Linked DNA regions of Mus musculus: all the other regions are linked to region 2. A link is a loop called in an ENCODE intact Hi-C map of the cell type or tissue named here. Cell type or tissue: left cerebral cortex. All regions are shown on one strand. Links, peaks and the distances in the headings refer to the core of each region. The heading gives the core; the rest is flanking DNA. Region 1 holds the start of Zfp706 (zinc finger protein 706). Region 2 has its middle 35 kb from the start of Gm41301. Region 3 overlaps Ywhaz (tyrosine 3-monooxygenase/tryptophan 5-monooxygenase activation protein, zeta polypeptide).

Region 1 (11,017 bases), core at 1,129-9,128, 93 kb before region 2:
GCATGTTCTATGAATTCTCACAGAACCTTGCTTCTATCGTGCTCATCTTACCTGCCAGCAACACTGAAGCCCAGAGCTTACTCTGCCTGAGAGCTATGAGAGCTATGTTCCAACTCAATTCTAGGTTCTCCTAGCTGCATGTGACACAGAGTACAACAGTGACTCCCCTCGGGGACTGGGGAGACGATCCAGCAGGTATACGAGGATCTGGATGTGGAGTCTCAGCATCCACATACAAGCCGGGCAAGGGCACACATTTAACGATCCTAGAGCTACTGGAACAGAAACAGGGATCCTCACAGCTTGTGGGTCGGCCAGCCAGCCTAGCCAACTGGTGAGCCGTGGGTTCAGGGTTAGGGTTACAGATGACACCTGATATCTGCAAGTGTGTACACACACACACACACATACACTAATTCATGTACATACACACAGACTCACACCTGACAAAATATACCTTTAAAGGTCAGGGTAAGTCTTTATTAACTAACCTTTAATTTAATTTAATTTCACCTTTCCTCTGTTTAAAAAAAAAAAATCAGAAGCCATTCAATTTCATCATCACCATTACCAAGGCTAGAGATCACCTCTCTTCAAGTGAACCTTCATGTAGTTAGGAATTCCTATTTCATTTGTGAAGATTTCAACAAATGATTAACTTCAGTCTAGCAATCATGTCGTATCATGATCCCTTTCCATCCATACCAACAATCTTTATTCAAGTACAGGGCTTAAAAAGACTATCTATACACCAGACCAACCCTGTTTTTTCCTCTGGCACTTCCTTACCCTCAAGGGTGGTGAACTCACACAGAGGCTATCCTTTAAAGCTAGACTGCCTAGACCCAGGTCCTATCTCTTACTTGCTGAATCACCTGCACACCTTATGCTTGTCACTTTTAACATGTACATCTGCACATCGAGAAGGAAGCAGCACAACTCAGTGGTTGCTGTGTGGATTAAACATGTGACTACAGGTAACACACCTGCCTTGATACTCACACATGGCAAACACTCCCAAACAACTCTTTAAACTTGTTAATTCTACTAAGAGCTCTCAATGTGAATATATGTGGTATCATATATGTCCACACTGCATCTGCTGGAGATGGAGTTAAAAAACTATTATACAGGCACTGTTACTTTTGGCAGCCCTGTACAAGGTTTAGCCTTAGCCACACTAAGAATGCAACCAAAGTGAATTGATTATAAACTCCACAAGGACACCTTTATTCTACAAAGGGCAGGATACTGTTTTACCTACATTTTCCCAGCTAGCAGTTAAGAGAAATGTGCATGGCCAAGGAAAAATGTTTCTTGAATGGGTGACTGTAGATAATATCCTAGGAAAAAAACCACTCTCACATCTACTAGTTCAAATAAGGCATCCATTTTGTTGTAGGGAAACTTTAACCTCTCCATTTTACAGGGTAAGAACTAGCTACAGGAAAGCGCCATCTTGGGCTCCTTACCCTACAGACGGTGCAGGTATATATTAAGGCAGCTTTGGCAGCAGCCTTTTGGTCATGTCCTTGTTTCTTCTTTTGTCCAGCCTGCTTTTTGGCATTTTTCTGCTGAGACTGAATCTTCTGCTGTCCACGAGCCATATCTAAAAACAAAAGATTAGGCACCAGAGTGACTTCTTCATTCTACTACAGAGCAATTTAAGCATAGTAATATGAGTCAATAAGAGTTGACCATGTAAATTTCAGACATGGTCAGGAAGTGGCGTGAATGGATTCTCAAACTCACACACAATGCCGCTAGATGACAAATGAGTATATTCCTCACAATGCATGCTCAACAGTATCAAATGTATGTACATCAATGTATAAAAGGATGTTTACAGAACCTGTTCTAAAACCAGACAGTTCAAATATCATTGGTAAAAACAGATAACACAGTGGAATGCCAGGCAGCATTAGAAAAAAAAAAAAAAGGCATTTCTAGCCAGACGTGGTGGCACGTGCCTTTAACCCCAGGACTGAGCAGGCAGAGGCAGACAGATCTCTGAGTGTCTGAGGTTAGCCCATTCTACGTATAGTTCCAGATCAGCCAGATCTACAAAAAGACACCCAGTCTCAAAAACAAACAGAATAAATTATTTCTATAAAGTTTGTATCTCTATGTCAAGGAAAGAAGCCTTTCCTGTATAAAGTTCAAAACAGGCAAATCCACAGCTAAGGAGGTCACTGTGCTATTTATGGAGTGAACGGGAGGCGGTGACAGAAGCAGCATTCCGAGGGTGCTGACAATATTCTTTATCTTAAACCAGGTAATGATTATAAAGGCGTTTGTTTAATAATAATAAAGATCAACACACAGCCTGAGCAGTTGGGAAGGAAGCAGAGGGAGGAAGACCACATGGCCTGGCCAACCTGGTCCACAGAGCAAGACCACATCTCCCTCAACAGACTCCCATGCCTACTGCATATGTATATATAGTTATGGTTTTACTTCCTTTTACTTTACATGTAACCTTCAAAAGTTTGATAGTCCAAAGTTTAGTCTTCCTTTGTCATTTGATTACAAAGGTAGTTTCTCCCTGCTAGCATCCACTACTGAGACTTACAATTTGCACATTTTAAAATAAGTGCTGTCATCTAATCCTAGAAAAGAGATGTAGGGACACAGCAACTCCTTTTAGTACTGAAGTTTCATTAAACTATTGTACTATCCAGAGTTTTCCTTAAGAAAACTTTCCTGCACAGAAACACAAACGCCTACACTTATTTGTGTGCACGCAGATACACATACTCCACAGAGCATTTGTGAGTGTGTTCTTCTACAACTTGTGTTCTGGGGATCTAACTCAGACCCTCGGGCTTGACAGAAAGCGCCTTCACCAGCTGAGCCACCTCACTGGCCCAGCCGCACACATTGTAAAGACAAATTAGAACCCTGGTGTGAGGGTACCTTTTACAAAGCTGAAAGGTTCTTTCTATTCTTCACTACTAATGGCCTGGAGTAAACAAAAATGAGTTAAAACAATTGTCACTTAAAAGAATTATTTTCCTGTTAAAACCAGACTTCTGGTTAGACAGCACAAATTAAACCTGTTCACCCAGCATCTACCAGAGTAGTGCTTTGAAGCACATTAAAATGAGGTCCAATGCCACTTTGACTAGCACTGTAATTACATTTTAAACTTTGAAATTACTAAAAGACATGAATGTACAAGGGACCGTACTATGAAGAGGGTTGGCCTTTTCTGACTGCAATTCTCTTTAGCTACTGGATATAAAGTCAAAAGTGTTTCAGTGACAATCAAGCTCTCCTCATCATCCCCCACCACAATGGAAACTAAACAAACACACACGTACTGGACACATTCCCACTAGTATTACGTAGCAAACTGGAAGTCCATCCAGTCTTTCACCAACCATGAGAATGTTTAATATGCCAGCCTAATATATGAACTCGATTCCCACCCAAGGCAAATATAAACTGTTTGTCATGAAAATTATATTTCATTTTTGTGTTTTTAAACCAATGCCGTATCAATTCTCTAAGTTTCAATAGTATATTGGGGGGTTGTCTCACTACATATCTCTGGCTGGCCTGGAACTCACAGAGATCTGCCTGCCTCTGCCTCCTAAGGGCTGGGATTTTAAGGCCTGTGTCACTTCACCATGTTCCAATGGCATATTTAAAAGTACATTTTGATGGTGGGTCTTCAATACATGAACACCAATGCTTTGAAAACATTCCTTAAAAAAAAAAATTAATATATATGGGTACACTGTCGCTGTCTTCAGACACACCAGAAGAGGGCATCAGATCCCATTATAGATGGTTGTGAGTCACCATGTGGTTGCTGGGAATGGAACTCAGGACCTCTGGAAGAGAAGACAGTGCTCGTAACCGCTGAGCCATCTCTCCAGTCCTGAAAACACTCTTAATGTCCCCCTGTCTTAGTATCAGATCTTTACTAGATCATTCTGATTGTCTAAAACATCTTAACTCTTCCATAAAGCATGGCTTATGTATGTGAATTACTTGGTGAACAGATCTTAAGGGTTTTATGCTTAAGTTACAGAACCTCACATCAGTAATTCCAGAACTTTCCTTGCCATCTAGAAATTAAAGCAGCTACTTTGATAACCTTTTCATGAAGCGTGCTGTAAAAACAATGCCATCAGATAAGCAAAAACTATTTTTTAACTTTTGCGTTTAGGGCTTCTCCTAAAACACAACAGAACACCTAAGATTTAACCCATTTTCTTTACCACCACCAACGGTTACAAAAAGGCAAACGCTTCAATAAACACAAAATGTAACACTAGGCAAAGGAGATCTGTTCTAACAGGCTAGCTGAGCGGGGCAGGCCCCTAACTTCTGACAGCACAGATTTCCTTTCTGAAAGCAGAAGTGCAAACGATCCAACCACCTGCTTTCGGACAGTTCAACTTACAATTTGCTCTTGACCAGCTCATCGAGTTTTTGACAAAATCTTACGTATAAATCGCTCCCTGATTAAGTGGGACAAACTGAAAGGCAATAAATCGTTTGCAAACAGTTACCAGCTGATTTTTAATAAAAGTTTTAGCTTTCCCAGGAGGCTGCAAATGAGCTACGAACCAGGAAGAGTTCTTGGAATACCAGGACTCTTGAGAAGGAGGCCCTAAGGGGCCGCTTAAAGAGAAACAACTTACTCTGAGGCCGGGGAGCCAGGAAATGGGCTCACACTCTGCAACCAGCCAGAGCAAGGGGCCCAGGTCGGCTCCGCGGCACGATCCCAGCTCTCAACAGCCATTCGTGGGCAGACTCAACCCCACGGTTGCAGCCCGGCCCGCCCGAGGCCTCGGCGGCCCTCAGCCCCGCGCCCGCTCCGCCGGGAGTCCGACGCCCGCCCCGGCCTCCCGCCGCCGCGTGCCTCCCGCCCCGGCTCCCGCGTCCTGCGGCGCCGCTTACCCGGGCCGGGCCGGTCTGGCGTCCGAGAGACCGCGCAGCGCGAGAAGAGCTGGGCAGGACGAGTAGGGAAGGAAGGGTCGAGCCCCGCACCGCTTGGGGCCTCCGCCACCCGCAGAGGAAGGACCGAGCAGAGCCGGGAGCACAACAGCCCGCGCCTCGCACACCCGCCGCAGCGCGCGCCCGCCGCGCCTGAGCCCGAGGCAGGCCCGTCGCTCGTGCCCGCGCACGCCGCGCCGCACTCCCAGTCGCCTCAGCGCCGCCTGCTTGCCCGCGCGGTCCCGCCCCTCACCTTCCTGCGGCGGCTTTGCCCCGCCCCTCTAGCATGCCCGCGTCCTTCCGGTCTGCAGGCCAATGGCAGCTCTCCCCTGTTACATAAGCGCGCGGGGGCGGGGCCTAAGACGGGAACTGCGGGGCCCTCGCCCGCCCCTCTGCTTCCCGCCCGCTCTCTCGGTGTCGTCTCAGCGTGTCCCCCTGCCCTTGCGGTGTGTGACCTCCGGTCTACGGGCGGCTGTCGGCCGAGTGGCTCAGCAGTCACTCTTTCGTGTTTCACTCACCCGGCCTGGCCTTTGCCCCGCCGCCCTCGTTTTTCCCTGGCCAGCCGGGAGCCCTGTAAGGCGCTAGCCGGAGCGGCGGGGGAGTCGCGTCCGGGGCCCCGCGTGGCCGCCGCTCGGCCATGACCCCCTGCCAGACTCGCTGCCATTGTTCCCTCACTGGTTCCGTGCTCAGGGTATTTTGACTTACTAGGGACTTTCACATAGATGGAGACTTGAGCCTGAAAAATCGGCTAAATCCTAACGTGCTCGCTTGGCCTGTGCAGGCTGGCTATTGGATTGCTAATACTTGGGGAAAGAATAAAAGGTCGTTCCCCGCCTCCACTTGATTTAGACCACGTTGTGAACTTCAGATACCTTATTAAGAGCGATTGCAATTCTAACATCTAGTGGTGGTTAGAAATGGCGTTGTAAATCTCTGCATTTGTTGCCCTGTACCTGCAACAAGCTGCTCCCCATTAGATCTAATTAGGTTATAGGTATACTGCTTTTGTGGCCTTAAAACCACTATGTGGTTCAGTCTGTCCTAGAACTGAACCCTTTCACCTCCACAGGAGCTACATGACCATGTGTCGCCATGCCCAGTCAGAATCTCAAACTTGCCTGCCAGTAGCCAGAGAATTCGTTGACTATGAGCATAGTCTACTTTACTTGTACTATGATAACCTTGTCACAGTATTGTTAAAAATAGCCAGAAAGGTGCAACGCAGCTGGGCCATGATTGAAGTGGGCTCATCTTTGATTCATTTCACTTTATGCTCACAAGCCTTTATTAAAATGTAGTTACGTGTTTAAGTTTTGTTACTGTTGCTGATGGTAATCTGTAATCTCCTTTTTATTACTGTATAGCCAGTGACCAACAAAGTGCTGAAAAAACAATATTGAACAGAATGTGTCTAAAGAGACAGGTTTGGAACAGACATGTCAAGAAGCTATAACATAGTTATTAATGGTGGCCACATTTACTGTTGTGTTAATCTGCCTTTTGGGTTGAGAGTCTTGGAGGATCTAGACTTGGGAAATACAAAGAGCTGTTTGTCTAGTCATGAATGACAATGGACACTGCAACTAGACTGTGACATCTGCAGGGGTGAGGTGGTGTCTGAAGTCTTGTGAAGTAGGATTGGTTTGTTGCTTTTTGTCCTGTGGCCTGGGGGAATACTCAAAAGCTAGTATCCCTTGAGTTTTTAATTCATATCTCCTGCAGGAACCTGACAAAAGCTGTAGCTGGAGTTAGTTCTCTCTCTCAGGACAGGACTTTGTTAACCGGGGTCTATGGGGAGTCACTAGGTGTTTAGTGGTAGCTCTGCCTTCTTTCTGGCTGGGGCCAATAGCACCCCATTTTCACTTGAGGAAAAGTAAAAGTCTTTGAGGATACTTACAGATGTTCCCTGGGGGAATCCGAGTTCACAGCAGTAAACTCCACAATGTCTTCCTGCTATGCCTCTTACCCGCACACCTTCTGCTGGAGCTTTTTTCTTTTTTTTGTTTTGTTTTTTAAGACTGCCACTCAGGCCGGGCATGGTGGCACACACCTTTAATCCCAGCACTTGGGAGGCAGAGGCAGGCAGATTTCTGAGTTCGAAGCCAGCTTGGTCTACAGAGTGAGTTCCAGGACAGCCAGGGCTACACAGAGACACCATGCCTTGAAAAACCAAAAACCAAACCAAAACAAAACAAAAAGCCCCAGAACCCTGCCACACAGGTCTCTTGTCTCCTCTATGCTTTTTATCCTTGAAGGAGTCTGGCTCACTCCCTTGTTAAGCACTGTTACCTAGAGAATATGGTGTAATGGTAATTATATGTGGTGCTTAGGACATTTGAAATATACAGGGGAAGTATGAAGCCGGAGTGAGTATGCTTGAGCATGTGTGTGGTGACAGTGGGTAAAAGGCAGGGCCTCTGCTTTGCCACCAGCTGGTGTAGTGTCAGAAAAGTGACAGCAATCTAGACATGAACACTTAGGCTTCTGTGCACATTCCTGCATTTAATTATGAATGCTAACGACACTTGTGGTAACATTTTCCCTTTTCTGCCTATCGGCGGTCACTTTAAGATAGTATGCAACAAGAACTTGCTGATTTGCTATCCAAAATCCACCTCATGAAATGAAACTGCGCCTCTGGAGATGAAAGATGACAGGCTTATTGATGTGTTTGGATGCGTGCTGGGTTCCTGCGATGAGGTGATTGGTGAGTTCCCAGCATATTCATTCTCAATACATAATGTAATCCTAGAACCCAGGAGAGTGAGGCGGGAAGATGGATAGCCAAGGCTATGTAGTGAGTTCAAGGACAGCCTGAGCTATGTATCAGATCCTGCTTTTAAAAGACAAAGCAAACAACACAACCACACCGATAACAACCAAAACAGTCTCCCTGAGGGGCTCCTGTCTCTGTGGTGCTTCCCTTAGAGACAACCGTACAACCGTAGGAAAAGCGAAGGTGGTTGCTCCGCTGCCTCCTCCTTACCTGTGCACCTTCTGCTTGAGGCTTTTTGTTCAGTCTCGTGGCTCTGAATGTCACACTCCCTTGAGACAACGCCTGCATTTCCAGCTCTCATTCCAGCCTCTTTTGTGAGTTTGTATTGACAGTTCCGATGCCCGTTGCTCACTTCTGCCTTGATGTTTTCCAGCTACTTCACATTAGTGCCAGATTGTACTGACTCTGTGAAGCCATTGACTTGAGTGTTTATGTGCAGCGACACTTTAAAACATGCTGCCAGTTGAACTATAATGACTTTTGGTTGTAAGGCAAATCTTGATTTCAGTAAAATTAAAAGAAGTTTAAACAGTAATGTGGGATATTAGAAATGCATCAAAAAGAGTAAAGTACTTAGACAAGGCCTTACCAAGAGAGATTCCAAGCTTGTATTCTGAATACCAAGCAGCATTGATGAAGGACATTGCAGAAAATCTAAGTAAACAGAAAGGCAAAGGTGCCTTCACTTTGTCGGTCAGAAGATTCAGAAATATACCCATGTCAGCAATCTCTGCATTGATCTACAAGTTGATGTACAAATTAAGTGTAGGCCTGACCAAAATCCTGCTGGCATCTTTCCATATGTTGAAGACCCTATCTAAATTATGGGAGCTGAAAATAGACTAAGTACTATTTATTTATTTATTTCAAGATGTATTTACTTATTACATATAATGTACACTGTAGCTGTCTTCAGACACACCAGAAGAGGGCATCAGATCTCATTACAGATGGTTGTGAGCCACCATGTAGTTGCTGGGATTTGAACTCGTGACCTCTGGAAGAGCAATCAATTCTCTTAACCGCTGAGCCATCTCTCCATCCCCGACAAAGTACTCTTAAAACTTGATGAAACATACTTCCCAATTTCAAAACTTACTACAAAGCTATGGTCCTTGGTATACATGGTAGAGGGAGGACGGCTGTACACATCAGTGCATGGAAGTGAGAGTCCTGGGTTAAAGCCTCATAATAGCGCTGTGCTTTGTCCTGTCACCACTGTTGCCACCACTGTGACAGAATACCTGAGGACAGTGACTCTGTTAGAGAACATGATCCATTGAGAAGACTAGGCAGATTCCAGGACAGGCTTCAGATTAGCAGTTCAGGAGATGAGGCCTAAATCTCTGTCTCCAGGAACTGGGCAATTTCAGGCAAGTCCAGGCCTCAGAAGCTGCCCTGCCACCTGACCTGAGGCAAGGATGATTGATTGGTCAGCAGCAGATTCCAGACTTCCTCAGCTACTTCCTCAGTAACAGTTTCCAGACCTCCCCAGCAAGTTTCCAGCCCCCACACCCCAGTAATGGAATGTCCGCTGAGATGGACCCAATAGGTTAACATAGAGGTCACCTGCACCAGGTGGTTCTAGCTCCCGTCAAGTCGACCATTGTAATCATCAAAGCAGCCAAATAAATGTCAACATTAGCATCAGACACAACTCAGTGGGGTAGGAAAAGTCTTTAATAAGTGATCCTGTGGCAACTGGATGTCCATGAGTGAGGATAGACTAAAGTACAAACTGCCCAAGATAACACAGCCTGCTGTGGATTGGAGAACTGAGGTATCTCTCTGTGTGTCCATTTCATTGCTTGTAGGCAGCATTTAATGTAACACTTGGCCTGATGTGGGTGCCCAGTACATGTTTATGGAATGAATGTCTGCCCAGATGTTCCCTCCAGACTAGGTTAGCAGGCCTACAGGACACCTCAGAGCCTTCCTTCCACTGACACCTACAGTTGCCTCACTTGGTGGTTCTAGCTTGATAAACCGGCTACACTCATACAGGCTTTGAGCACCCCGTGTTCCTGATCTATATCTTTATTAACCAGCAAGCACATGGCACGTAGTAGGTACTCAATACGTGTGTGAATGGGTAAATTACAGGCAGTGGATTATGAGAGAAATTAGAAATATCCGTGACTATTGGTGCAGCCATGTTTGGAATGAGTGCCTTTTCTCTTGAGGGCCTACTAAGTGCGATGGTAAAGGAGTTTCAAAAGAAGCCACCAAGACAGAAGACAGAAAGGAAGACCTGTGTCACAAAACTTAAAAATGTTTGAGAAGTAGGCAAGCAGTTTGAGGGTTTCCATGCTTCAGAGTAGATGACACAGCAATTCTAGGCAGAAAAGCGTGGGGTTCAATGAAAGTTTAAGCTGAGTAGGAAAGCCCTCTTCCTCTCCTCCATCCCAGTTGAGCCAGGGAGCAGATAGTCTTCACCTCCAGTCTGACACTGGAAGAATTTTCTTAGGAATTATCTCAACCCAATAGAAATGCCTAAAGCTACTTGAAACTGCAGTTCTCTCAAAGAATCACACGGCCTGTTTAAGTGAGCCCATTTGAGAAGTGCTAGCTCCCCACACAAACCTTGCAGCCAGACGTCCGAAGCCTTGCTTTATTACATGATCTAACAGCCAAGGATCAGAAATTGGAGATCCCAGACAGCAACTAGGGAAGGAAGCGGCCTGAACAACAGTCTGTTGGGAGAGGAAAACTTTGGAGACCCTTTGGAGACGCTGGCCTTAAAAACACATCAGAGAGCCAGGCATGGTGGCACACGCCTTTAATCCCAGTACTTGGGAGGCAGAGGCAGGTGGATTTCTGAGTTCAAGGCCAGCCTGGTCTACAAAATGAGTTCTAGGACAGCCAGGGCTACACAGAGAAACCTTGTCTCGAAAAACAACAACAACAACAAAAACCCACATCAGAGTACTAGCCTGGTGCTACTTTAAAATAAGGAACACTGGGGAGTAGAATGGCAAACCCAATTTTAATGTTGCTCCATCTACCTACTAGTAGAAGTGCTGGCTCAGGAGAAAGGCTGAAAGGTATACTTGAAAAAAATTGTAGAAAGAAGGATAAGAAAGCAAAGAGCCGGGCATGGTAGTGCATACCTTTAATCCCAATACTCGGGAGGCAGAGGCAGGTGGATTTCTGAGTTCGAGGCCAGCCTGGTTTACAAAGTGAGTTCCAGGACAGACAGGGCTACACAGAGAAACCCTGTCTCGACAAACCAAAAAAAAAAAAAAAAAAAAAAAGGACTGGAGAGATGGCTCATCGGTTAAGAGCACTGAC
Region 2 (11,017 bases), core at 1,156-9,155:
GGCTGCGAATCCTCAATACGTTGTAATTGTGCATTCTGTAAGGCCTTTTCCACTTTTTGTAAGGCCTGGTTAGCAGCTAGAGTAAGAGTCCTAGGGGAGGAGATATGAGGATCTCCTTCTAAAATACTAAACAAAGGCCTTAACTCAGCGGAAGGAATCTTTAAAAAAGGTCTGAGCCAATTAATATCTCCCAACAGCTTTTGAAAATCATTTAAGGTATGGAGGTGATCTCTTCTTATCTCTACCTTTTGGGGCACAATCTTATCTGGGGACACCACAGAGCCCAAGAATTGTCCTGTATCAGAAATTTGGACCTTTTCTGTGGCTATCTGTAAACCCCACTGACTTAAAGTTTTAAGTAGAAAAGGATATGCCTTTTGTAGCATGGTAAGGTCTTTATGGCACAGGAGGATGTCATCCATGTAAAGGAGCAAAATTAAAGAGGGGAATTGTTCCCTCATTGGCAAAAGAGCTTTTTGCACATAAAGCTGGCACATTGTAGGACTATTGGACATCCCCTGTGGTAAGACCTTCCATTGATACCTCTTATCAGGTTTAGCAGAATAAGCTCTCTGACCCGTTAACAAGTCAAAAGTCCAATCTCTCTGCTCTGGAGTCAAAGCAGCTGCGTTTGCTCGGGCCTGCGCTTGTGCAGCTTCGTGCCAAAGCGCTCTCCATTCCATATATTTGCCCATACTAGGGAGAGCGGCTTTTACAACCGTTTGCCAGTCAGCAGGAGTTAGTGCCATGCCGGCGAGCCTGTCTAACTGCACCAAGGTAAAATTAGCATTGGTTCCGTATTTACGGACCGACTCGGCAATTTCTTTAATTTGTAAGTATTCTACCGGAGCGTGGACACGCCCACCCTCGGCTCCTTCAAAGACCGGAAATGCCTGTTGTATTTTCCTTTGTTCCTCTCTGGGAATGAATGAGTCTGCGCACTGCCTCTCTGCGCACTGCCTCTCTGCGCATTGCTGACGCACTACGGGCTGACGCACTACGCAGGGCGGGGACTCCGCATAGGGCGGGAGTGCACCTGGTAGCCGATTGCCCTGAGGCCAATTAGCAAACTGGCCTTCGCCAGCCGCTTTTGGCTTTTTCCTTAAATGACTAGTTAGCACTTTACTTGGCGGCTGGTATCCTTTTCTTTCATAATGAGCCGCTTTTTTCTCCCAGTCTGTTTCTTCAGAGCACAGGCTCCTTCTCCTAGAGACCTCCGCTAATTGATCTTTCTTCTTTTCCCTTTTTCCTCTTTTTCTTCTAATCTCTCTCCAGGTATTCTTACCTAACCTTAACTTTTCCTCGGGTTCAAGACCCTTGGAAAGGCCTGTATACTTATTTTGTGTACCATATTTTCTCTTTGTTCCTACTCTCTCTCCCCGCTTTACTTCTGATAGATTGTCCTGAATTTCCTCTAGAATTTTTAGCCCTGCCTTAAGCACTATATAACATGTGAAAAGGAACAAAAGGGCTCCTAACACCAGAAAAAATTCAAGGCCAAACATATTCCACTTTACTTCTGATAGACTGTCTTGAATTTCGTTAGAAAGTTCAAGATCAGACTTATCTTGTAAAGCTATACTTACGGGTTACCGCCGTTCCCCAGCTGAAAAGTTCTGAATTCATACAGTTGAATCCTTCTTAACAGTCTGCTTTACGGGAACCTTTATCACCGTCGTTCCCCAGCTGATGAGTTCTGAATTCGGCAGTTGAATCCTTCTCAACAGTCTGTGTTACGGGAACCTTTATAAACGTGATCCGCAGTTCTGGTTCCGGAATGAGGGATCCTCCTTGCGCCAGTCCCGAGTTTTTTTCTCGTCCCGGAATTCGGCACCAATTGTTATTAGACGCGTTCTCACGACCGGCCAGGAAGAACACCACAGACCAGAATCTTCTGCGGCAAAGCTTTATTCTTACATCTTCAGGAACAGAGTGCAAGAAGCAAGAGAGAGCAAGAAGCAAGAGAGCGAAAAAGCAAGAGAGAGAGAAAAGCAAGAGAGAGAAAAAGCAAGAAAGAGAGAAAAGCAAGAGAGAGAAAACGAAACCCCGTCCCTCTTAAGGAGCATTCTCCTTCGCCTCGGACGTGTCACTCCCTGATTGGCTGCAGCCCATCGGCCGAATTGACGTCACGGGGAAGGCAGAGCACAAGTAGTCATAAGATACCCTTGGCACATGCGCAGATTATTTGTTTACCACTTAGAACACAGCTGTCAGCGCCATCTTGTAACGGCGAATGTGGGGGCGGCTCCCAACAGGTACGGAGATGAGGGAAGATTTAAGAGGATTCGAGAGAGGTTGTGATAAAAATATATTGTATGTGCATCTTAAAGAATTAATAAAAATATAACTTAAGCAAAGTCAAACAAAGAAACACTGGAGTAAGTGAGGCAGAATTGTTCCTCCCTGACACTCAAGGCACAGTCAGAGACTCTCGTGTATGATTGCAGCGCCCCCACGAGAAGACTGACTGCAAAGACACCGCACAGCTGAACCAAAGTATATTTCCTTCAGGGTTCTCTTCCCAGGCTTCTTAACTCTGTCTTGTAGCTCTGTGCTGTACCCACTAATAACGAATGGGTCCAGAGAATTCAGCAAATCCAAAAAGGTCACCATTTCAACCTTGTCTGGCTTTCAAGTGAAATTTTTGGTTCAAAGCAAAAAAAGTCGAGTTTATTTAGGAGACTGGTGGCTTAGAATAACAGCTGCAATAGGGGGTGTGGGTAGAAATAGAGACCCATCACTTTGTCCTTTCTAAACATTCACTTAAAGCTCACGTTTTAGCCGGGCATGGTGGCACACGCCTTTAATCCCAGCACTCGGGAGGCAGAGGCAGGCGGATTTCTGAGTTCGAGGCCAGCCTGGTCTACAAAGTGAGTTCCAGGACAGCCAGGGCTATACAGAGAAACCCCGTCTTGGAAAAAAAAAAGCCCATGCTTTATAACTACTTATTGGTCTTAATGGGGAAAATTTCACTAGATGGTGCTTGAAGACTTGGAAAACAACATACAACCTGAATTTAGAACTTCAGGTCTTGCGTTCTGATTTGTTCAGAGCTGACGGTGTGCTTGGTGGTCTCAAGAAGGTGTCTGCTACTGTAGGCCTCTCTGTGTGCACAGCAGAGGTTAATGATGCTACAGGATTCAGGCCTCTCCATCCACCTGGTCACCACTGAATTCTCAGCATTAGTACAAAGCATCCCTCCTGGAGTCCGAGTAGGACACCTTCCCCTGGGCTGGCTGTGGGACCTGCAGCAGGCACTCAATGTGTCTTCCTCAGATGACTTCAGGCACACAGAAGCTGTACCTCCATTCTCCAGGCAGGAAAGACCAACTTAGCATAGTCAGACGGTCTGCCAAAGTGGAGAGTTACCCACCTCCACCCGTTTGTGGCTGTGGCGTCCTGCTTTCCTAGGCTTCTGTCTGTACCTATGTGAGTGCCCTCCCTTCCCTTCTGCTTTGACCTATTATGGGCTGGCTAGTAAGTAACACTCATGCGCTACTCTAGGAACTCTCTATGACTTCCTGGGAGAATATCAACACAGAAATCTTACTAGACAAGAAAGGAGTGCATGTGTACGTGTGAGTGTGCGCACGTGCGTGCGTGCTTGCGTGCGTGCATGTGTGTGTGTGTGTGTGCGTGCATGTGTGTGTGTGTGTTCCTGTGTGAATATCAACACTGGAATCTTAATACACAAGAAAAGAATGTGTTCATGTGTGAGTGCCTGCATGCATGTTTATATCTTTCTGAAAACGACTTTAAAATAAGCAGTCTCAGACTCACATACAGTCTGAAAACATGTTTTTACCACACTGTAGGAAAGGCATTACTGCATGTGAAGCAGAGAAGACAAACAAGAGAGAAGGGTCATTTTAGGACAGGAGAGGAATAAACTTGTCCGTAAATTATATAACACATGGATTGCATAATACATTAGCAAGTAATATGTTACTTCTCAAACTCTCAGGAGGGTAAAGACTATTCCCCTGGCCTTTTCTTCTGTTCAATATTAAAAATGAGTTAGAATGTAACATCAGATTATGTCAAACCTTTAATAACACCCACACTTAGAGACAATATTAAAAGAAGCAGAGAACTGCTATTCTCCACTTACACCCTTGTAACTAGAGCTGAAACAGGCTTTCTGACACAACAGAGTTGTTTGTCTTCCATTTGCCACCCTAAGCAGTTCTGTTGACCCGCCCTCCCTGACCATGGTCCCTGCTTTGGCTGTAAGCTGACTCATCAGCCTTTCATGTGTGGGGAGAAGAAGCCCAGCATTGTCTATGAGGTGGACTTGGACTTGATGCTGGACACCCTTCAGTTTCTACTCCCAGGATCTACAGAATGCAGCTAGCACACAGTGTACTATGTAACAGTCTCCAATGAGATCACTGTTGCTGTGTAACAAGCAACCCCAAGATAGAGGGCTTCATATTGCATCTCCTTTCCTATCACTCATTGCTCTGTGGATCAGGAGTTCTGGGAGAACGTGCCTTGGCGGTTTCCTCGTCCTTGATACGGTATTGTCCATCTGACCATTGGTCTGGTGTAGAGCAATGGCCTTGCTCGTATATCTAGTAGGGACAATTACGACGCTGTGGTGATTTGACTAAGAAATGTCCATCATAGGCTCACATATTTAAATAGTTGGCCCCCAGTTGGTGGCATTGTTTGAGGGGAATTATGGAGCCTAGGAAAAAGCTTGTTATAGCTTAGCCATTTCCAGTACTACAGTTCATTCTTTGCTTTGTGTTTACAGTAGAAGATGTCACCTGTCAGCTCCCTGCTAAGGCTGCCTGCTGCCAGGACTCTCTCACCATTATGGATTCTCCCCTCTGGAACCGTAAGTCAACAGAAACTCTTCCTTCCTGAGTTACTTTTAGTCACAGAGTTTTATCACAACAGAAGGCAACTGATAAGCATGTGACTTGGGTCCTTTGCATTTCTTAGTAACCAAGGTAACCCTGTGTGGAAGCAGGGGAAGCTCTGAGTGAGTGTGTGTTGTTGACATGATAGGCTATGTCAAAAACCCCACAGCCTCAGATGCACGGGGAGCAGCACCCCGCCCCGCCCCGCCCCCGCCCCGCCCCCGCCCCGGTGAAATGGAGGAATGGTAAAGTCTTTTTCTCTCAGTGAGATGTGTGCAGTATGTGCAGAAATGAGCAACTGCAGCTTCATCATGCTGGATAACTGCAGCCTGAGACTGCTCCTCTCCAGAGAGATCTACGTAGACTAGTGAGCCACTCCCACTATGCTGCACTTAAAAAAAAAAAAAAAAAGCCTAGGTTCTGGGTTGCTGTGCAGTAATGGTGCTGCTCCAGCAGAGGGAGCACGACCTACCTGATTGTCTGTCCCTTCTTTCCTTTACTACCCAGTCAGGGCAATCCCTTGTAAGACAAGACATTTCCCTTCCAGCACGGCAGCTGGACTTCTTACATGAAGAGCCAAGTACCCAGCAGCAGTGATCTTCAACTGTCAAAGTGAGTCAATGCTCGGATCTGGTCCAAGTAGACACAGAGCCGATATAATAGAAGCAGAATAGATAGCATCAGCCCGCGACCAGTCTCCTGTGATGACGATAACCATTCAGCTAGTTATGAATGGACACTGACAGTTTTAAGAAATTTCCATATGCACAAGAGAAAAGAGCTACATATTTTCTGCTACAAAACCAAAAGGTTCCCAGATGCCTCCCCTCAAATGAGTGGCCATCGATAGGTTTCCCGGAGCACAGTGGCTGTTATCAGTTATTCATCCACAGAGACCTTCAGAGAGGACACAGCTGTGAGGTGGTTGTGAGTCTGGATATCTGATAGCTTTCCCCTCTCCTGTGCTAAGCTCAAAATTGGCCACAAAGTTGTCTTACCTCCTAATCCCAACTGTGGAGTTGAGTCAAATTGACTTTACAGATAGGGTAGTTACGGATGCTGAAATACAGAGCTTATCTCAAGTTGCCTGGCCATATGCAATGTGACCATAAGGACCGTTATAACTGGGACGCAGGAGACCAGGGTGGTTAGTGGGAGAAGGAATGGTCAGAAGCAGTGGGCAGCCTCTGGAAGTTAGCACAGACAGGGAACAGATTGTCCAGTAGAGCGGCTCTTTGACATTGGCCTCTGAGCCATGGAGAGCAGCCCCAGAAGGCTGGCCATCTGTTAGTGACCTTGGAAGCTGGGTGGTACTACACACTGACTTTCTCTTGAGTGCTCTTTCTCTGTCTTGTATGTTTTAAAGTTTCTGTGACTGAGTAGAGTGAAAGAGAGCTGTGGCTTTGGGGACCAGGACAAATGAGGGGAGGTGGCACTATAAAGTGTTCCCCTAGGGGCTAGAGAGATGACTCAGTGGTTAGAACACTACTGCTCCCACAGAGGACCCATGTCTGGACCCCAAACCAGCACCAGTCAGCTCCCAACCACCTGCAGCTCCAGGGCCAGCAGATCCACTGCCCTCTCCTGGTCTCCAGGGGATCCTGCATCACCTTACAGACACATGCATACATGCAATAAGAATAAATCTTAAACAGAAAGGGGTATGTATGCATTGGGGTTACCTAGCTGGAGACTTTCAGGCCTCTGTGCTACACGTCACTTCTCCCCAAATACTTGCCCACCTGCCCCTTAAAAGCCTGCTTGTTAGCTGGGTGGTGGTAGCACACGCCTTTAATCCCAGCACTCTGTAGGCAGAGGCAAACAAATGTCTGAGTTCAAGGCCAGCCTGGTCTACAGAGTAAGTTTCAGGATAGTCAGGGCTATACAGAGAAACTCTGTTTCTAAAAACAAAACAAACAAATAAACAAACAAAAAGCCTGCTTATTTTCAATTGAGTATCTGAGGACAGCAAGCAGTCCAGACTGCTTTCTGTTGTTTGGCTAAGCCATTGGAAAATTCTTGTACATGTGTAGACTTAACTGTCTGCTTTACCCCCCACCCCCACCCCCACCCCAGGCCTTAGAATCAGGCCTGGGCCAGAGCAAGTCCTGAGCTGTTGCTGACAAATGGCTACATAGCTACACAGTTTGTACATTTTACATTCACAGGCTTGTGGTGAATGAATAATGTTTGTAAGATTTCAGAGAAAAGGAGGATGTAGCAATGCAGACTCCAGACTGAGAGAAAAGCCTGCTGTTAGGGGTAGAGAGAGTGCCAGTTTCTACCTTCAGGTTGCCTTCCCTCAGGCCACAGCACCATCTTCTGGACAATGGTAAACTAGGGTTAGTCTAAAATTCCCTCAAAGGCTAAATCCGTGGATTAGCTGGAAAGAAAGGCTGGCCAAGGGCATGCAGGACACACCCAGCTGCTTGAAGTACACCATTGTGTATGTGCAGTTTGTGTGTGTGTTTGCGAAGCTAACACAATACAGTGGTTAAGATTTCACATGGTTCACAAACATAAAACCAGAATAGAGAAATGCCACAGACCCTCTGGGCCCCTTTGTCTGCGTGGAACGGGTCTCTAGTTGCGGGTGGACAAAGCGTAGGATGAGTGACAAACAGACGCACACAGGAGAGTTCGTGTGGAATCTGAATGTAATGTCAAATCGAGCATCAGACTTTTTATGCAAAAGACAATAAGGAAGTTGAGTGACATATTCGCAAGGTACAAATGAGGTAACCAGATGCTTAATGACTCTTACACAGAACAGAGGAATGAAAATGCAAAGACTGGCAGGAACTGGGCAATAAAACAACTGAGACAAAGTCAGCTCTATCTAAGGTCAGCTATAGTCTTAGAAGCCAGGTGTGAGGTCTTTACACTCCTAGGGCAAGGGCTTTCACACCCAAGTCATGGTTCTAACTAGGGAGTTCCGATCTAGCTAACCATCTCATGAATAATGCAATACTCTAAAACCACATCCCGATCTACTTTCTAAACCATTGTAAATTCCTGTATATGGGAGCGACTTGGCTTTTATTGATAGTGTAATACCAGAGGCTACTCTGAATGTCACTGTCTAGCTCAAGGGCGTTCTAGGACTGTTGGAACACTGAGGCTTTAGCTATGTCAGAATTTAATCTTAAAAGGCACTTATAATAAAGAGAGCACGTGGATCCATCCACTAGACTAATGCAGGAATGGAGAATTAAGAGAACTCCAGACTCCAGGAGGAGAGCTTCCTTGAAACTCTTTTTGCCTCATGAGCAGCTTTTAGGCATCCCTGCCTGACAGGCTGACTCGACTGGAGTGCCCTGGCAGAGAAAATTCTTTAGGTCTGAGTCAGGGTAATCGACTTAGAGAATCTTCAAATAACTTAAACAAGCAAAAAAAAAAAAAAAAAAAAAAAAAGCCAATGATGAGTTCAGTGGGAGCCCCTGCTGTCTTTCAACATCTGTTGCTATGGGGCAAGAATGAAGGGGCCACATCAAGGACTGACTTTCGGTCTTTAATCAGTTTCCAGGATTGAGAATGGCGGGGACCCAGCTGTTGGAAGGGTTACCCTAGGCTCGCTTAATCAAGTCTCCAAAGCCTCGTTTCTGCTCACTCAGCTTGGATGAGCTTGGTCTTTGATTCACCCTCAGCCTGAGGAGGAATCCGCACTGTGTATCTTCTCTGTCTCGTTTGCATGTGTGTATGTGAATGCCTGCGTGAATTCACACAATCTAACATATTTAGGATCCCCACTTGGCCCCCACATGTTGCTATAATGGAAATGGACATAATCTCAGGAGAGTTGAGGGCACTTCACCTCAGCATAGGCTCCTTGTGTGGTGGGGGTTTGTACTCTGTGGTGTCACGTGCAGGGGACACATGTCAGCCTGTAACAAGTGTGCCTCCCCGTGAGGTGTTAAATCCCAGCTGAACCAGGGTCTGACCTAGAGTGTTATGCCAGGCGCTCTCCACAGTTGGAAGGAACAAATAGAAAATCAGCTTCTAGTGTGGGCTAGAGTGGGCATGGAAGCATGTCACAGTAGGGAGTTTTTATGTTCTAGACTACGTCACAGTAGGGAGATATTATGTTCACAGGGAAGCCTTGTCAGTGCCCTCCCCCACCCCCTTGATCAGTCTTTTATGGTATGGCAGACTTGAGATTTGGGAGGTCCAAGATTCTTGGGAGTTGGAGGTCATGAATATAAGTAAACTATGCAGTCCAGTGACTGTCAATTTATTTATTATTATATGTAAGTCCACTGTAGCTGTCTTCAGACACCCCAGAAGAGATCCCATTACAGATGGTTGTGAGCCACCATGTGGTTGCTGGGATTTGAACTCAGGACCTTCGGAAGGGCAGTCAGTGCTCTTAACCACTGAGCCATCTCTCCAGCCCTCAGGTTCTCTAAGATGGAGTCCGAACTCAAAAGATTTTGTCTCTCACTGGTGTTCATTATTTACCTTTTCTCTCCATCTCTAATTTATCTCTTAAAGTTATGTGCCTGATCATCAGTTCAGGATTACTATGAAACTAAACAAAATTGCATGTCATAGTGCCTTGTATGTGTGTGTGTGTGTGTGTGTGTGTGCATTGGCAGTCAACAGACATCAATAGATTTTTCCCTGATTCAATCTTTCTTCTGTCTGTTTCATAAATATTTGCTTTCTAGGTGCTGTTAAAAACAAACACCTTAAAGGAATGCCTCGCACAGACAGAGCCCCAAGTGTGGAGAGACACCATCAGCGAGGCTCCATGACACCGCTGCATTTGAAATCTGCAGCTCTGCAGTAAAGTGCATCACCCTAACTATGCACTTATGTCTTAGGTTGTTAAGGCTGTGTGCAGAATCTTACCTGTCATTGACTGACATCCTGCTAAATTAATGGCATTCTCTGGGGATCCATTTTAAGTTTCAAGCCATGTATTTTTGGTTGCCAACATGTTGATGTTGTTAAAGGCAAGTTTTATGAAAATGAGCAGGAATAAAAGTATTCCCAGTACAAGAAATGCCAACATGATAAAACTATATAAACCGGGCTGGTGAGATGGCTCAGTGGGTAAGAGTACCCGACTGCTCTTCCAAAGGTCTAGTGTTCAAGTCCCAGCAACCACATGGTGGCTCACAACCATCCGTAACAAGATCTGACGCTCTCTTCTGGTGTGTCTGAAGACAGCTACAGTGTACTTACATATAATTAAATAAATAAATCTTAAAAAAAAAAACCTATATAAGCCAATCTTGAAGCTTGACCAAGATGAAAATACTGACCTTAAGCCATGAATAATTTTTCCATCCCCGCCATGAATAATTTTATCAACAATATCCACAGCATCAAAACTCAGTGGAGTACTATTCTTTAAATTCAAAGCTAAAATATCCAGAGAGGTGTTAGAATTATGCCAAATACCCTGCAAGTGTCTTTGAATTTTCTCCCAATTATAGTTGTTGGCATCAGGACTTCCCAAACCTATGATGTCACATAGGTGACAGCACAACCTGCAGACCTGTTGCCAAGACAACAGGCACCATATTCCCAGAATCCAGAATCCACTTGGCTCACCTCCCACCTTTACCTTAGTTATGTCATTTTTCATATAAGGAGAACGACTCTCTCTGACACTCTCTCTCTCTCTCTCTCTCTCTCCCCTCTCTCCCTTCTCTTTCTTTTTTCTTTTTTTAAAAAGCTTGCTTTAATTTTTTTTAAAGATTTATTTATTTATTTATTATATGTAAGTACACTGTAGCTGTCCTCAGACACTCCAGAAGAGGGAATCAGATGTCGTTACAGATGGTTGTGAGACACCATGTGGTTGCTGGGATTTGAACTCCTGACCTTCAGAAGAGCAGTCGTGTGCTCTTACCCACTGAGCCATCTCTCCAGCCCCTCCCTTCTCTTTCTGCTGTCATCTTCCCCTCTCTCTCTCCCAATAAACCTCTCACACCTGGAACTGTTTGGGCCCAGTGTGCTGTGTTCAGATGTGAGCCACTATTTTAACACATCATTTTGGAGCCGAAACCCGGAACTCAGCGGTACCGTCAATAGTCACTGTGGAGTCCTACTGAGAAGCTCTGCAGAGCTGTCCGGCACAAACACAAGCGATTCTACCACGTTAGCTGTGCCACCCTATTCCATCTTGCCGGGTCTGACTT
Region 3 (11,017 bases), core at 1,772-9,771, 320 kb before region 2:
CAAAATGATATCTCATAAATACTGGCAATGTTTTCAATAAGGTAGTCTTCTTTTTCGTGTGATTAGACAGTAGATAGGACACTGTATTCAGTTTTCCAGCCATACCCAGCAGACTGCCTTAGGTACTCACTGTTAAGTTGTCTCTCAGTAACTGCATTATTAGCGTGCTGTCTTTGTACGACTCTTCACTTAATGTATCAAGTTCAGCAATGGCTTCATCGAAAGCCTACAAATGCAAAACAAAGTACACCTCAGAATTCAAATAACAAAGACTGCCCAATTCCTAAGGAACTGGTAAAATACATACTGTTTTTGCAAGAGAGCAGGCTTTCTCTGGGGAGTTCAGGATCTCGTAATAGAACACAGAGAAGTTGAGGGCCAGACCCAGTCTGATGGGGTGTGTCGGCTGCATCTCCTTTTTGCTGATTTCAAATGCTTCTTGGTATGCTTGCTGTGACTGGTCCACAATTCCTAGATAATGCAACACAGTAAAATGCATTTTCAAAGTCAATGCTGCAGCTTTACTTAAGCCAAACTTTTCATTTACGATCACACATGTCCTCTGACATTCTTAATCAAATTATACTCTTTAAAACAAACAATGCTGTCCTGGATCACACTAGCCACTCGCTACTGTTGTCAAGAGAAGAGCAGCTCAGAGTGGGGCTGGGATGAAATGATAACTCTGAGGCAAAGATCACTGGCTGACTGATCTTCCAGTGGAGCCTGGTTCAAAATTCCCAGAACCCTAAGGACAGCTCACAACAGTCTGTAACTACAGTTCCAGGGCATCCAATTGCGCTGCTCTGACCTCCAACAATACTGGGCATGTGTATGTGCACAGACACGTGCAGGCCAAACACCCTTACACACAACCATCCAATCATTGTCTAGTGATTTCCTCATTCCACTCTAGGGTTACACCTATGCAGACAGTGAGGAAACATTCTTATACAAATAGCTTTTCAAAAAGCTTCAAGTTTAAAATACCAAAATAGGCAAGACACAAGACAGAGAAAGTAAGAGCCCTACATATAGCCAGCACCTCAGTGCTTGAAGGAAGAACGAATACTTCAAAGGGTGGGCATCCACACCAGAACTGCTTCATGTAAGCTCAGCCAAGCAAAACCAGCTTACCTTTCTTGTCATCACCAGCAGCAACCTCGGCCAAGTAACGGTAGTAGTCACCCTTCATTTTCAAATAGAAGACTTTGCTTTCTGGTTGCGAAGCATTGGGGATCAAGAACTTTTCCAAAAGAGACTTCAGAAGAAAAGAAACAGAAATAGTAAGGAGACAACACTTACAAACCAAAGTTAAGCAAACACCAGAGACTGAATTGTAAAAGTCAAAACAAAACCTTAATTTTTCTAATAACCCAGCAGTTCAGAGTGCTGGTGCAGGAGGATTGCTGTGGATGAGACCAGCCTAGACTGCAAATGGACACTAACTCAAAAATTAAATCAACAAGTAAATCAAGGCAGGGAAAAGGCCAGATGGAAAAAACCCTTTCATCTCATCATAGCAATTTATTTTTCTTATTTACAGATCCTCACAAATGGAAATTTTCATTCTGTAGCTTTGCTTAAAACTATTAGTGTAGAGCTTACTGGAACTGTTACATACTAAATAAAACCAACTTCAAACAAATAATGTAACTGCATTGGAGAGAAAAAGGTAGAACAGAGTGAATAAATAAAAGTCAGTCTCTCACCATACCTACTTCCTTGAACACCACTGCTTTGAAATCAAAGTGATGTCCGTGCTCATCTGGGCTGAAGCCCAGATATGCCAATTCTTACAAGAAGTGTGCCTAGATTCTGGTTTCTATTCTCCGAAAAGACTCGAGATTCTTGAATATCTATAATCCAATGATGGAGGACAGAACTGAACAAATTTTAATCCTACTGCTTAATCTATGCATGTAGATAGGCCATAAAGATACGGTTAAGAGTGAGTGACTCTATCCCTCATAATGTACAAACGTGGCAGCTGGCATGCGCACCTTTGTAATCTCAACACTTAAAGGCAACACAGGTCACCCAAAGGTTAGGAAAGTATCTCAGTGACCCTGTGCTGGCCTAGCAAAGCCACAGAATCGACTTGCATGTGTGGAGGGTGTAATGGAAAACCCTAAAGCTGGACAGATACTCCTTTGGGAAGTGTTGATAAATGTTCACGGGAATTAGCAACCTACTTTATTAGTAATTTCTGTATTCCTAAAAAACATATCAGGAGCAGGGCAGTGGTGGCACACATCTTTAATCCCAGCACTTAAGAGGCAGAGGAGCCGGTTCCTGAGTTCCAGTTGAGTCTAGCTAGAGCATGCTTCAGAGTTCCAGTTGAGACCCTTCTGAAAAACCAAAACCAACCAAACCAAGCCAAACCCCTTATTGGGAATTGCAGTAACAGATCAACAGCAATCCCTCAGCCTCCCCACTTAAGTGACTCACTTAACTTTCAGTGTGTCTATCAAAACACCCATTTTAGAATAAGCACAGCAATGTCTAAAGCTCTCTGAAATAAAACGAGGACCCTATGAACAAAGCATCTAGTTTGATGCACAAAAGCCACACACACATATTCTGGGGATAATCACAGGCCCTCAGAACCATGAGTTTTTTATTCAAACCAACAGCAACCAAAATCATTTGAAAAAGTAACTTTCAACTTACAATAGGTACTAGCATGTATTGGGGCCTGGGAATCTATTCATGTGGCCAGAGTGACAGCTGCATTTCTCCATCTTCCTCACAGAAAAAGCTATCAGTACAAAGGCTATCAATTAACCTCCTACTTCCAAAGACTATATAATGTTTTATTTTTAAACTGTGAGTGCATAGAACCCAGATAGCAGCTCCTTAACTATTTGTGTTTCAGGGGAATCTGGCCACTCTTCAAGGACACCAGGCTGCACACGGTGCAAACACATGCATACAGACAAAACACCCCACACAGAAAACAGTAAGATAATAGACAATAATGCTGATTGCTTGTACTGTCATGGAAATAGTCATGACTGCACAGGAGGATGAGTGAAGAATGACTCTCAAGTGCCTGCATATCACTGCTAATGCCTGTAACTTTCTAGTCACATGTGCTACATGCTGCTCACCTTAAAATACAGCAACTGTTTATACTGTCCACCCACTTCCAAAGAACAGGAAATAAAAATGTGGGCTAAAATACTTTTTAATGCTAACACATTCTTCCTAAACCTAATTTTTATAGGCACTTGAGTTTCACCTCTATTGTGTCTACTTCCAAAGGTTTTAGTTTAAGGAGAACAAGGACATATCCTTTGTAAGGCAGTCAGGGACTAGTGTTACTGGAAGATAGAGAAAATGGAAGGCTTAGTTTGTCCTTTGTTTTCTTAGAGTAGGTACAATTATTAAAACAATTTTACACCTTTTAACTTTCACGCAGTCAGTTTTGTTCTTTAAGCTACAACCTCAACACTGCCCAGGTGTAAACTGAACTCATAGGCTCAAGTGATCATGCCTCCACCCTACTATAAGGTAGAGTAGTAGGGTCTCATGGGTTTAAATTTTATAAGCTAAACACCACTACCCAAAACCCATCATGTTGCCTGCTTCTAAGACACTCAAATATTAAATTCTGACTGAATTACAATGAATGAATTCTTCAACAGCCTACTTTAAAAACAAGAATTTTACAACAAGCTTCAGTAGAAAAATTTTTATTATCTTAGTACCTTAAAGACCCATCTCTCAAATACAAAAATAAACAAAGCTCACTATTTAATTTTTAAACAATTAAGATACAATATAAACTGAGGCTGATTCTATCAGATAATGAATATTTTCCTAAGAGAAAAAAAAATATTCTGTGTCTCTGACACCCCAAGTGCTCACTTTGGAGGACACAGAGGTGTCAGAGCAAGCACAAGCATTCCCAAGCTGCAGCCACATAGCAGGCTGTCTACACTTGCATGAGACAGAGGAAATCACTCTCTAGACCAAAGGTCAACAAAGACCAGTGAGAAACTGGTCATCGAGGTAGCACAAGTATCTTGTTTCACTACGTTAATTTCAAGGTTTGCTTTCCATTTTATCCCAGGAAAAGTATCCCCAATCAATCATGAATCCTCAGATTTCCTAGAAATTTGAGAGCACATTTCCTCCCCTGCCCCCCCTTTTAGAGCAAAGACATTTTAGATCATACAATTTTAAAAAAAATATTTATTTATCATATGTAAGTACACTGTAGCTGTCTTCAGATACCCCAGAAAAGGGCATCAGATCTCATTACAGGTGGTTATGAGTCACCATGTGGTTGCTGGGTTTTGAACTCAGGACCTTGGAAGCAGTCAGTGCTCTTACTGGCTGAGTCATCTCTCCAGCCCATATAGATCACACAACTTTTAACAAAGTAATTTATAGTTTACCCTTTAAAAAAAAAAAAGTGGATACTTTTAAAGGTTTTGTTTGATGAGACCTGGGTATTCTCAGGCCTCCTGTGGGCCGATTTTGAGACAATGGCCATCAGTCAGGTTTTTCCCGTCAAAGCCCTTTACTGTACCAACAGACTGCAGTGCTGGTGCTGTAGCAGGACAAAGCACACTTCCCAAGCATGGCTTGCTCACTGTAATGTGACACCACACCTGAACCTCTGCCCCAAAGAGAGCCTGAAGTCATGTGACAAAGAATTACAAATGCAAGCAAACCGTGTGCCAGGAAAGGAACACCAAGACCATAAAAAGCTGCCGGAAAAGTTGCCCAGCTAACAGACAGTAAGTCAGCTGTGCAGGGGAATAGAATTCCGGAACCATCTAATAAATACAATGGGTCAACATTATATTTAGGTAAAACCTTTAAGGGAACAATTTTGTTAGACTCCTGGTTAAATCATAAAAATTGAGGTTGGAGAGATGGCTCATTGGTTAAGAACGCTGGCTGCGCTTCCAGATAACCAAGGCTCCCAACCATCAGGACCGCCAGTCCCCAGGGGATCCTTTGGCCTCTAAGGGTACCAGGCATGCATGTGATGAACAGACACACATTTGGGGAAAGGAAGGAAGGAAGGAAGGAAGAGAGAGAGAAAGAAAGAAAGAGAGAGCGCGCAAGCAGGTAAGATGTCTCGCTGGCTAAAGGCCTCATGCCAAGACTGGTGGCATGATCTCAATGTTTCAGACCTCCACTGAAGGAAAACTGACTCCTGCAAAGTGTCCTGTGGTTTAGGTGCACGACTGCGTGCACGCACGCGCACAGAGTTAAAATATTTGTTTAAAGAGAAACCCTTAAAGTATCAAGAGCTTCTAAAGACTGTAAGAGCTTGCTTCACTTTCTTCCTACATCAGTTTATTTCTGTATTTCAAAATTTCAGAGACAGCACAGAAGCAATGATGCACCTGTAAACGTAAGATTTGGGAGGACAGTTCTCACTTCCTACACTTACTGCAAGAACTGCCATCAATGGTCATGAAGGAAACACATTAGCAAGAACAAGTCCTAAGCTGGGGTTGGTGCTTGTGCCTATAACCCTAGCACTTGGGAGGAAGACTGCTCAAGTCTGAGGCCAGCCCAAGCTTTGGTATGAATTATACCCTATTTCAAAACACAAAAAGCTGGATATGGAAGTGCCAACACTTGCGAGGTAGAGGCAGGAGGAGCAGGACTTCAAAGACTTTAATCAATACATACACACACAAATAAAAAACACACTAAAATGATCCCTAAAACTAATAAACTAAAATTTGAAAACGCAGCTGAACTTTAATGTGACTCAGAGTGAGAGTGAGCCTCCAAACCTGACCGAGCCTCTGCCTCTGTGCCATCACATCATTTAGTACTAAATACCCCCAAAGAGGCAATCTACTTTACAAAAACATGGTTAACATTTCTTGTGCAAGTCTTCCCACGCAAACTTTCCCCAGCACTTTACCCTACAGGATTTACCATCATTTCTAGTTCTCTTAAAATCTTAACTAGAAAGCTAAGCTATGAATTTAACCTATCCACTGTTTCTGAGTTTTAAGTCTTTTACTCCCCCTTGTGGCTGAAGGGGTGAGTGCTTACAAACTGTAACCTCAGTTGCTCCAAACTAACCATTTAGTAAAGTGTTCATAAAACATGTTAACAATGCTTCCTATGGCAACACTGAATGTTGTGTGTGAGGTCTCATGGACAGCTGCTACCTTTAAAGATCTGACATGAGGAAATGAAGAAGGTGACAGAGGGTGACTAACTCCAATGCATTCCCAACAATAAGCACATAGCAGACCGTCACTACATGTCAACCAACAAGGGCGCTGATAGAGTAGTTCCTTGGGCAGCACCCTAAAATACCACAAAAAGGAGTTTATGCCAAAAATTTAATAAGCAAAGCATCTTTACAAAATTGAATGCTTGATGGAATGCATTTAGGTGTTTCTGACCAGTTGGTGGTGGAGGGAGACACAGAGACGACCTCTGAATGGAAGTTACCATGATCATCTATTCAGGGTCACTGGGCCCAGGGTAAACACTGGGAAAAAACAGAACTGGGAGGAACTACTGCTAAACAACCCTGTGGTGGCTTTGCACTAAAGCAGGATTTCTATTTAAGAACAGCCTGGGCTACAGAATGAGAGCCTGCCTCAAAATAACTAACCAACTAACTATAAGGCAAACCTTTACTACTAATCAATATAGGTAAAACCAGACACCAACTCACCAAGCAGTTCTTGATAAAGTATTCTGACACCCTCCTCTGCAAGGTCCCTTTTGCAAACAGCATAACCATGGGCCTCATAAAACAAGGTCCCATTACCAAGCACTTACTTCATCATAAAGCTGTGTGCGCGGACAGAACAGGGGTCAACTTGAGGTGTCTTCCACCTCTTTCTTCCTTTCTTTCCTTCTTTCTGTAACAGGGTCTGTCAACAGACCTGGACCCCAGCTGAGTTGGGTGGCTTGGCCAGTGACCTTCAGGAATCTGTCTGACTCTTCCACCCCAGGAGAGGTCTACAGTCCAGTAGGAGCTGGGGATCTGAATTTGGGTCTTCCTGCTTACATAGCACGTGTTTTATCAACTGAGTCATCTCTCCAGCACCATTTTAAATGTTTGTCTTCAGTTTCTTTTTACAGTTTCATTTTCAGAGCCAAGGTTTTACCACATATAGCTCAAACTGACCTCAAATTTGTTATTTCCTGCTTGGGGTGCTGGGATTACAGGAACACGGCACCTAACATATGACCTTTGTTTGTTTGATTGATGCTTGACAGTCTCTTTGTCCCAGGCTCTAGCCTTGAAACTAGCTCCAAGACACAGGCTGTCCAACTTCTGGCCCTTCAGCCATCACCCACAGAGGTCCATGCCAGGATTACAGCTACTATGCCCTTTATGCTGGGGCTGAGGGTGGTACCCAAGTGCATTTCTTTCATCAAATGAGCCGCATCCTCAACCCAACACTTTAACAGTGTTTATAACCTGCACACATTAGTCTGTAAATTCCCAGCTCTTCCCCCATCAAATCTTTAAAAAAATGTTGAAGCAGCTTCCCCTGCCTTACTTCTATTTGTGTACAAGTCATTTTCCTCTCTAGTTGAGACTTAGAAGCAGAAGATTTTTATATCTTCTTTTCTATGACACAGGGTTTACAAAATAATGGGCAGTCACTCAATAAATATTAACTATAGGGCCGTTAAGTCTGCGCAACTATCCTAACTTTCACTCCTTACCATAAAAATCCACACAGAAATGTCCTCTGTGGGGCATATCATTATCTTTGTGATATGATTAAAGAGTCTGATGATAATGCTCTCAGATGAGAGCTAAGGACAACTGGAAGGAGAGCCATTACGGAAAAAGAGCATGGTTCCAAGTATGTGAATCCTTAACTGTAACTAAAGTTGTTTATTCTGCCAAAACAACTGGCCTCTGGGTTGACTGGGATCCAAGCATGTCACTTTAAACTGAGCTACGATTCTTATTAGCTTTAAATTTATTTTGCATACAGATATTCTGCCTGCCTACATGTTGTACACATGTACACTTGGTGCCAGCAGAGACCAAGAAAAGGTGTCAGATCCTCTAGGTCTGGAATTACAGAGAGTTCTGAGCTACCATGTAGATGACAGTAATGTACTTGAGTTTCATTACCTGAGTCCTCTTGAAGATTAGCCAGTGAGTGGCTCTTAACTGTTGAGAAAAGATCAAGCCCAAGTCAATGACCAGCTAGCCACAGCACTAAAAAACTCTTTTCATGGCTAGAGAGAGATGGCTCAGAGCACTTGTTTTTACAGAGAACCTGACTTGTCCCCCACGGCCCACATGGTAGCTCACAACTGGAGTCCCAGGAAATCCAATATCCTCATCTGGCTTCTTTTGGCACAGACAAATGTGGTACAGGCAGGACATTATACAAACAAAATACTAAGTCTTTTTTTTTTAAAGAGATATTATAATTTTTGGCCATCAAGACAGAGCTGGGTGTAGTGTATCACATGCCTTGATATCTAAAATAATCTGAGGTCAGCCAGGCATACAGCCAGACCTTGTCTTAAAAAAACAAAACACTTATATGAGGTCAGCTAGATGGCTCAGAGGGACAAAGGTGTTTGACAGCAAGCCTGAGCACAGGGCTCTAAAAGGGGTGGGAAATTATCCTACTCATCCTAACTCCACTCTCAAAGATGGGTGTGTGTGTGTGTGTACACATACGTGAGTTTTTAAGTGTAGAACATGTTGAACAATTAAGAGTAAATTTATCCTTAATAAGGTATAACTAGGTACTGCCCAGGAATGTCCTGTATACATCTATGGAAATGAATGAAAAAAGGTGGAACCAGTAAGCTGGCAGCACTGAAGGTACCAGTAGTTTTCACAAGAGGATCAGGAGAAGCTATTTCAAGAAAACAAATTGGCCTTGAGCAGAGACAGCTATTCTAGGAGCCCTACAAACATGAGCTCCATTTATCCTTCATTTGAAACTGTTATGGTACTGAAGGCTATGGGATCTAAGATGAAGACACAGTAGGGAATCCCAAGCATCCTAAACAAACTTAAGCTTACTAGAAGTTCAATGGATTATGGACTAATGCTGATCCAACTTAGTTGACATTAGAACATCCTTAATTTTGACTCTGAAAACCCCACACTTCAGCATGAATATGCCAAAGATCATCTTTTTCCTAGAGCCAAAAGAAAGTGTCTGTTACTTGGTACTCTCAAGATTATACAGTCATGGCTGTTTCTAGACAAGCTCTCATTACAGTCAAGAAAAAGTCTCTCACAACTTAAAGATGCCCCAGAAGTCAAATCCAATTCTGCAAAAATATAAATTATTTCTACATAATCCTTGTACATTATTGGTGTTCTGTCTGCATTTACGTCTGTGTAAGAGTTTCAGATCAGTGGAACTGGAATTACAATTTTGAGCTGCCATGTGGGTCCTGGAAATTGAACCAGGATCCTCTGAAAGAGCAGCCAGTGCTCTTAACCACTGAGCCATCTCTCAAGTCCCCTAAATTATTATTAATGAGCTGAAGGAGAAAAAAATATTTTGTCAAATTGACACAAGCTAGTGATCTGAGATGAGGTAATCTCCTTAAAGAAAATGTCTCCATAAGATCAGGCTGCAGGTAAGCACGTACGGCATTTTTCACGGGTGAGGGTGAGGGCCTAGCACAGGGGGTGGTGCTGATAAGAAAGCATGCTGAGAAAGCTAGGAGTGGCAAGCCAGCTCTCATCCATGGCTTTCATCAACTCCTGTCTCCAGGTTCCTGCCCTGACTTCCTTCAATGCACACAGGAGTATAAGTCAAATAAATACCTTTCCTTAGTTGTTCTGGTCATGGTGTTCATCACACAAATAGTAACCCTAATTAGGACAGCAGTTGGTATCAGGATAGCGGGGTATTGTTTTGGGGAGAATTGTGAAAGGACTTTGAAGAGAAAAGCCCTTGAGTGTTCAAAGCTTGGTGAGCTGCTCTGTGGGAGCTTGGAAGAAAAGTGTTGAGAAAAATGCAGATCATGGAGGCCCAGTTTATGAAGTTCCAGAGAGTAAAGCCCTGCATATCAGCTATTTTGAATTAAGATTCTGTGGTCTGGGTAAGCTGGGGAAGAAAACTCTCAGCTGTGACTAACAAGAGATCAGGCACCATTTAACTTTTTTCTCTACTGGAACAAGAGATGCTAGTTATCTAGAGATGAGAAATTAGCAATGATGAATTAAGAGACCAACATCACTGAAGTAAAATTTCCTGAAGTGTATCCTGGGAAGCTGTGTTTCCAGGGCAGCCAAGGTTGTACCATGCATAAGCTGGCAGAGAAACTTGGTAGTTTAAGAGTCAGTCACCTAGATAGTTCAGTGGCAGTTGAAGGCCCAGGACTGAAGAGAGCCTATGACAGGCCATTGGTCAAAGTACAGGCCAGTCTCAGCAGAAGACCCCAGCATTTTGGAGATGCCAGTACTGTGGGATGACCACAAAGACAGCAGGAGCTTTGGAGTGGAGCCAGACTGAGCCTAGAAGACATGCTGTGTGTGCTGCAGAGGGTAGAGCTGTAGAAGTGACCCAAGACTCTTGGAGGGGCCCAGAAGACAGTGAGTGAATCCTAGATAGTAGGCATTGATCTATTTATACTTTACAACTTTGGATTCCGTTTGATTGTGACTGTGTCCTGGTCCTCCCCTCTTGAATTAAGAAAGTATTCAATTTATTTTTGATTTTACAGGAGCTCACAGTTGAAACTTTGAACTTTTAGAGAATTTGGAATTTTACAAGGACTTTGGATTTTAAGAGATTGAGCTTTCAAGTGTTTGAATTTTTAAAGGCTGTGGAACTTAAATTTTGAAACGTTTGTAACAAAACACTGATACCCATATGTGATCATGGGGAAGAAAAAGGTTAAGGCTTAACGGTGATGTGTGTCAAGTTGACAAGAGATCGGTCAATTGTTCTGGCTAGTTTTATAGCAAACTGTCACAAGCTAGAGTTATCTGAAAGGAGGGAGCCTAGATTGACATCCAGCTGTAGTGCATTTTCTTAATTATCGATTCTTGGGGGAGGTCTTAGCT

Evidence for each region. Peaks named below come from ENCODE experiments on the same cell type or tissue, not always from the same donor. Only the 100,000 strongest peaks of a DNase experiment are listed, where the experiment ranks them.
Region 1: it touches region 2 in a loop (12-fold over the local background); 5 of 42 quality-filtered maps call a loop at or near these places.
Region 3: it touches region 2 in a loop (3-fold over the local background); 3 of 42 quality-filtered maps call a loop at or near these places.

Annotation. Positions count from the first base shown.
Region 1 is chr15:37,002,214-37,013,230 of GRCm38, forward strand. Zfp706 (zinc finger protein 706) reads right to left here and starts at 5,189. Exons shown (of 4, transcript NM_026521.4): 1 at 4,915-5,189; 2 at 1,473-1,609. The coding sequence starts at 1,607. It overlaps LOC115488529, which reads left to right and starts at 3,493. Exons shown (of 2, transcript XM_030248876.1): 1 at 3,493-3,497; 2 at 4,643-6,260. The coding sequence starts at 3,493. The coding sequence ends at 5,591. In left cerebral cortex, for the core only: CTCF peaks have their summits at 3,753 (motif pointing right) and 8,643 (motif pointing right); DNase peaks (open chromatin) are centred at 4,356, 4,612 and 5,240; H3K4me3 peaks cover 2,256 bases; H3K27ac peaks cover 1,973 bases.
Region 2 is chr15:37,095,170-37,106,186 of GRCm38, forward strand. No RefSeq gene overlaps it. Among named protein-coding and RNA genes, the nearest start is that of Gm41301, 35 kb to the right of the region's middle. In left cerebral cortex, for the core only: CTCF peaks have their summits at 2,444, 5,318 (motif pointing right), 6,459 (motif pointing left) and 7,185 (motif pointing left); DNase peaks (open chromatin) are centred at 4,929, 5,348 and 7,150.
Region 3 is chr15:36,775,109-36,786,125 of GRCm38, forward strand. It overlaps Ywhaz (tyrosine 3-monooxygenase/tryptophan 5-monooxygenase activation protein, zeta polypeptide), which reads right to left. Exons shown (of 7, transcript NM_011740.3): 4 at 1,138-1,261; 5 at 308-471; 6 at 131-226. Among named protein-coding and RNA genes, the nearest start is that of Ywhaz, 14 kb to the right of the region's middle. In left cerebral cortex, for the core only: a CTCF peak has its summit at 6,022 (motif pointing left); DNase peaks (open chromatin) are centred at 5,470 and 6,003; H3K4me3 peaks cover 1,597 bases.